Linked DNA regions of Homo sapiens: region 2 is linked to region 1. A link is an interaction called in ENCODE POLR2A ChIA-PET data of the cell type or tissue named here. Cell type or tissue: OCI-LY7. All regions are shown on one strand. Links, peaks and the distances in the headings refer to the core of each region. The heading gives the core; the rest is flanking DNA.

Region 1 (2,915 bases), core at 140-2,639:
TCAAGCAGAGACTGGTTTCTGTGTCTTAGAATGGTATAGAGGAGAGTTCTGCACTGGCCAAGTGAGTTTGGGCTATTAGGGGTTCCCAAACTTGGCTGTGCAGGAGAACCATCTAGCAGTAGAGCTCAGAGTCTCTAATAAGGTCCTTAGATGGTTTTGATGAAGCCAGTCTCTGCATAGGTGATTTAGATCCACTGGACTGCAGGATGGGTGCCCTTTCACCTATATTTTGTTATAATGGGATTCCAGTAGGGAAGTGCTTTGAGCCAGGAGACAGGAAGATAAGAAAGTGCTGGCAGGGCATGGTGGCTCACCACGCTTGTAATCTCAGCACTTTGGGAGGCCGAGGTGGGCGGATCACCTGAGGTTGGGAGTTTAAGACCAGCCTGACCAACATGGTAAAACCCTGTCTCTACTAAAAATGCAAAATTAGCCTGGCATGGTGGCGGGCACCTGTAATCCCAGCTACTAGGGAGGCTGAGGTAGGAGAATCGCTTGAACCTGGGAGGCAGAGGTTGCAGTGAGCTGAGATTGCACTACTGTACTCCAGCCTGGGCAACAAGATCAAGACTCCGTCTCAAAAAAAAAAAAAAAAAAAAAAAAAGAAAGTGCCACACATATTTTGGAGTCATTTGGTTAGAAGGGAGGCTTCAAGTTTGGGAGCGGCTGGAGTCTGGTTTGAATGAGAAGTTAGGGCCAGCGTATGGAGAAATTTAGATGCTACGTGTGGGAGTTTGCAGGTTACCAAGCAGGGGTCCATGATAAATGTAGGACAAAAGAAGTTACAAATAATCACATTCTGAAAAGTTGAGCTAAATGATGAATAAGGACAAGTCCAGACATCATATTCCTTTCCTCTTGGAGTTCTCAAGCACAGAACCTGTAGCTTGAGTTGTCATCTTCCATTTTCTTCATTTCGGAGCTCCTCTTCATCGCACCCTGAGTGGTGATGATCCACAACGTTCCTGTTCCTTTCCAGGCCGAGAGAGTGGGCAGGAGGAGGAGCTTTCATTGAAGTGATTCTCTCAGCTGTATAGGAAGCACCCCGGGTCTGCTCAACAGAAAAGCCACAGTTCATGGACTTGGTGGTATCGGAGGTGCCAAGGGCTGGAAGCCAAAGTTCAGTTTCCTCTTAAGCAGCAAGTTCTTTTGCGTAAGTCCAACCTGCTGACTTGCTCCGTGTAAGTGCTTTTGTTTTTATCTCAAGGCTATTCTTAAGTTAATTAGTTGCAATTACTAGCTCTGCTGCAGTGGAATGCATAGTAACAGAAGGGGGAAATGAGGCCATCAGGGAGATGCAGTTGAGTGTTCTGAGACAACATACAGAGGAACTGCAATTCGTTACACTCACCAATTAAGTCCGAAAAAAGAAAAAACAACAACAACAACAATAAAACCAAAACTTGCTCCAAATAGAAACACAAAGGATGAGGCAAATATACTTACACAGTGTTTGTTATAATGTCTGCCCACATCCAGAGGCCACGAAATGTCCCTAAGGATGGTTTCCCATGACAGTAAGCCACAGCAGGCAGAAAGAGCAGTGGGGCTTGTTAAGAGCTATAGATTCAAAAGCTTCTTTTTATTAGCTGTCAGTCTAATTTCTATTGGGGCCAGTCAGTTCCATCACCTATAGGATGAAAACAGAGACACCAACCTCAAAGCGTGTTGGAGCCTTATATAGGAAGCACTTTTGACCATATTTTTTTTTTTTTTGAGACAGAGTCTCGCTCTGTCACCCAGGCTCTAGTGCAGTGGCGTGATCTCGGCTCCCTGCCAGCTCCGCCTCCAAGGTTCATGCCATTCTCCTGCCTCAGCCTCCCAAGTAGCTGGGACTACAGGCGCCGGCCACCATGCCCAGCTAATTTTTTGTATTTTTAGTAGAGACGGGGTTTCACTGTGTTAGCCAGGATGGTCTCGATCTCCTGACCTCGTGATCCGCCTGCCACGGCCTCCCAAAGTGCAGGGATTGCAGGCGTGAGCCACCGCACTCGGCCAACCATATTTTTAGTTTGATAAATGCAGGTTGAGTTTGCGATTGTCTCTGCTGCAACCTGGCTTTCCTGCTGGGCCATGTCAGGCCTCTGAGCCCAAGCTAAGCCATCATATCCCCTGTGACCTGCAACTGAAGAACCACAAAAGAAGTGAAAATAGGCAGTTCCTGCCTTAACTGATGACATTCCACTGTTGTGATTTGTTCCCGCCCCACCCTAACTGATCAATTGACCTTGTGACACTCCTTCTCCTGGACAGTGAGTCTCGGGAGCTCCCCACTGAGCACCTTGTGACCCCCGCCCCTGCCCACAAGAGAAAAAGCCCCTTTGACTGTAATTTTTCACTACCTACCCAAATCCTACAAAACTGTCCCACTCCTATCTCCCTTTGCTGACTCCTTTTTTGGACTCAGTCCACCTGCACCCAGGTGATTAAAAAGCTTTATTGCTCACACAAAGCCTCTTCACACGGACACGTGTAACATTTGGTGCCAAAGACCTGGGACAGAAGGACTCCTTCGGGAGACCGGTCCCCTGTCTTCGCCCTCACTCCGTGAGGAGATCCACCTATGACCTCAGGTCCTCAGACCAGCCCAAGGAACATCTCACTGATTTCAAATCGGGTAAGCAGTCTCTTCATTCTCTTCTCCAGCCTCTCTTGCTACCCTTCAATCTCACTGTCCTTCCAATTCCAGTTCTTTTTTCCTCTCTAGTAGAGACAAAGGAGACACATTTTATCCGTCAACTTAAAAACTCCGACGTCGGTCACGGATTTGGGAAGACAGCCTTCCGTTGGTGTCTGATTATAGCGGGGACGCCTGCCTTGATCATTCACCCACATTTCACTGGTGTCTGATCACCGTGGGGATGCCTGCCTTGGTCATTCACCCACTCACCACATTCCCTTGGTGGCAAGTCAAT
Region 2 (2,915 bases), core at 298-2,797, 52 kb before region 1:
AACAGTGACTACCACAGTTAAACTAGCCTGTTCCAAACACTCATTGTTAAAGAAGCAAACTGGTCTTTTCTCTATTTCTTGTTTTCAGACTGTATCCCAGCCACTATTTTTCCCTCAATGTCACTAAATGCAAGGGAATAATGAAACCACAGGTAAAGTAAAAAATTTATAATGACATAAGAAATGCCATTAATGTCACATTAACAGGAAAACTGAAAATACATACATATTCACAAACACCCCCAACACAGAGACACACATATACACACACACATACACACAAACACACACACAAAGAAATGCACCGAAGTGTTAACAGTTTATTTCTGGTTAGTTTTGTTTTTCTTATATATTTTTCAGTATTTTTAAAGTTTCTTATAATAAGCATGTTTTGCTTTTACAAAGCAGAAAAAAATTAACAAAAAATTTAGGGATCACATCGGCTTTTTCTTCACCAATATGGAATAACATCTCCTCTGGGAAGCAATGGCCACTGTAGGAGTGGGAGGCTATGGCTCCCCTCCCCATTTCAGAGGATCACTTAATTTTAAAAAGCATCTTTTTCAACAAACTGTGAACTCTCTTTGCCAAATGAACACAGTTGATTGTCTTGAAAAGGCGATTCATTTCATTCTAGGGGTGACAGTCTTCATAAATAGGTGTCTTTGGTTTTTCTATAACTAGGGTACATACTATTATTATTCCTTTAAAGAATATCTTGTTGGAGAAAGCGAATCCAGGACAGAGCTGACTGTAGGTTAGAACACACAAAGCATTCTACATGCTTACATAGTTTCTGGTGACACGACCCAGAACTGATTTCCTGGTAGATAAGGTCACAGATGGGTAAATCCAACTAATTGTGCTGAGGTTACTAGAGATAACTACCCCTTCCTCCCACCAAAGCCCCGTGGAAAGGATGGCAATGGTGGAAAACTTGTACTCACTGCGTGTGTGTAACAGTTAGCAGCATGTTCATAGCAAGTTGGCTTGTAGCGGCCATTGGCTGGAGCTCGATGGTTCATGAACCTGTAAAAACAAAAAGAACACATGTAAGAAAAACTCAAAGTGTGTGAAGAACAATGAGGAAACCCACCAGTGGGTATGTGGTCTATTCTACGCAAAGAAGTGACTGGTGGAAATACCCAGTTGCGGTAATAAAGCCAAAGCCACTAAAGAGGAGTAAACTGAGCCAATAGCAATGATCCTTAAGCAAATACCCTAGTTTATTAGATTAAGCCTTCTTTCAGTTTATTCAAAAGAAAAACCTTCCATAACCAAAAGCAAACTTCTACAACCAAAAGCAAAGAGAAACCATATCCACCCCTTCAACTGGAACCCTCCTCCTCCATTCACACACACACACACACACACACACACACACACACACACACACGGTACAACTAGAAAAAAAAAACGAATTTTTCTAAATTTTATTGTCATTTAGTGAAAAGGGATACACTACATTTGAAAAACAAAGTTTCTATTTTCTCTCTTAAAATTTATAAAGCTTTATATAGGCACATCTTTAAACCCTACATCCCATGATTAACAGGCCTGTCCCACTAGTTTCCCTATATTGTATTACCAGACAGCTTAAATAAATGACACCTGGCTACCTCTAGGCAACTTAAAACCGGAGGTATGTTTTCACCTTTGTTCTTCCTGAAATCAAAAAGTCTGCTTCAAAAACCAAACACATGACTACTACCTGATTCTTTTGGCTATAAAATTCATATATACACACAAATGTGTGTACGTATCTAAATATCAAAATCTGTTACATATATAGACATATGCCCATATTCCGCACTTCCCTTTAGGCTAACTTTGTGACCATCAGTAGTACAGAGAAAAGCATGAATACCACAGAACCTAAAGAGAGGATAGCATTCTTCCATTTCAGTATGCTGAGTGAGGATGCCCTCCCCACCAAAAACCCAACCCATACCCACAACAGGTTTCATGAGGGACTCTGGATTAGTCTAATTAATCCTTTTTTTCTCAGGAGAGAAAAAAGCAGCTGTCTGAATAAAAGAAGAAAGAGGTAGATGCACAGAAACAGACGGACGTAAAAAAAAAAAAAAATTTCAACAGCATTCAGGTTGCAGAGGTCCACTGCACTCCTGTGCTTAAGAGTCTGTAAGACGTCAACAGGCTTTGCACAATAAATAATCCTTTTGCTCAAGCTAGTTTAAAGAAGTGTGAATGGGGGTTGGGGGTTGGTATTTTGTGCCACTAATGAGTTCTAACTACTCATTACCTTATTCATACACAAAATAAAAAATGGTACAGGGCTGAACCAAATGGTAGAACCAAGTTGCCAAAAATTGGCTAAAACGCATGACCAAGCCATTTTAGAGAGTGCCAAGTTTATTAATAAAAGACCAGCCAATACTCTTTCCCTGAGTTAGGAAGAGCCTGTTATCGTTAGATCAAATAAATAAAAATAAAGTGGCAGCCACTATTAACACAATACAGATAGTTCAGGTGGAAAATCCACTGGGGAATGAATTTGGGACAGTGAAGATATTTCACTTGGCCCACTGATGGGTTAAGATATTTAACTAGTGTACAAAATATGTACTTACTGAGTATAATCTACCAGATGGTTTGAAAACCAACTGTTAAAGAGAAATATACAGTTAGTAGCTTCAAAATTTATCCAAGCTATTCTCAAATATAGTTAACTATTATTAAGCATCATCTTTTCTCCCCTGATAATATTTTAAATAATTTTACTAATTTCCTAAGAGACAAGAGTGTTGCTATACAGCTCTTATTAGCAAAAAAGAAAATAATTACACTCTTGGGAAGAATGCTTTAAAAGTGTCCCAAGAATTGGAGGATATACCACATCATTGTCCTGAGACATAACAACAGAGCTATAAGTAGCATACCCTATTAGGAATTTT

Evidence for each region. ChIA-PET counts read pairs that join two places held together with the same protein. Peaks named below come from ENCODE experiments on the same cell type or tissue, not always from the same donor. Only the 100,000 strongest peaks of a DNase experiment are listed, where the experiment ranks them.
Region 2: POLR2A ChIA-PET joins it to region 1 with 5 read pairs; 6 of 35 experiments call an interaction of 5 or more read pairs at or near these places.

Annotation. Positions count from the first base shown.
Region 1 is chr17:55,465,699-55,468,613 of GRCh38, forward strand. It overlaps SMIM36 (small integral membrane protein 36), which reads right to left. Exons shown (of 5, transcript NM_001395421.2): 4 at 1,447-1,630. Among named protein-coding and RNA genes, the nearest start is that of SMIM36, 44 kb to the right of the region's middle. In OCI-LY7, for the core only: no CTCF peak of the experiment used is centred there; a DNase peak (open chromatin) is centred at 1,193; H3K4me3 peaks cover 849 bases; H3K27ac peaks cover 987 bases.
Region 2 is chr17:55,413,204-55,416,118 of GRCh38, forward strand. It overlaps MMD (monocyte to macrophage differentiation associated), which reads right to left. Exons shown (of 7, transcript NM_012329.3): 2 at 948-1,029. Among named protein-coding and RNA genes, the nearest start is that of MMD, 7.2 kb to the right of the region's middle. In OCI-LY7, for the core only: no CTCF peak of the experiment used is centred there; no DNase peak of the experiment used is centred there.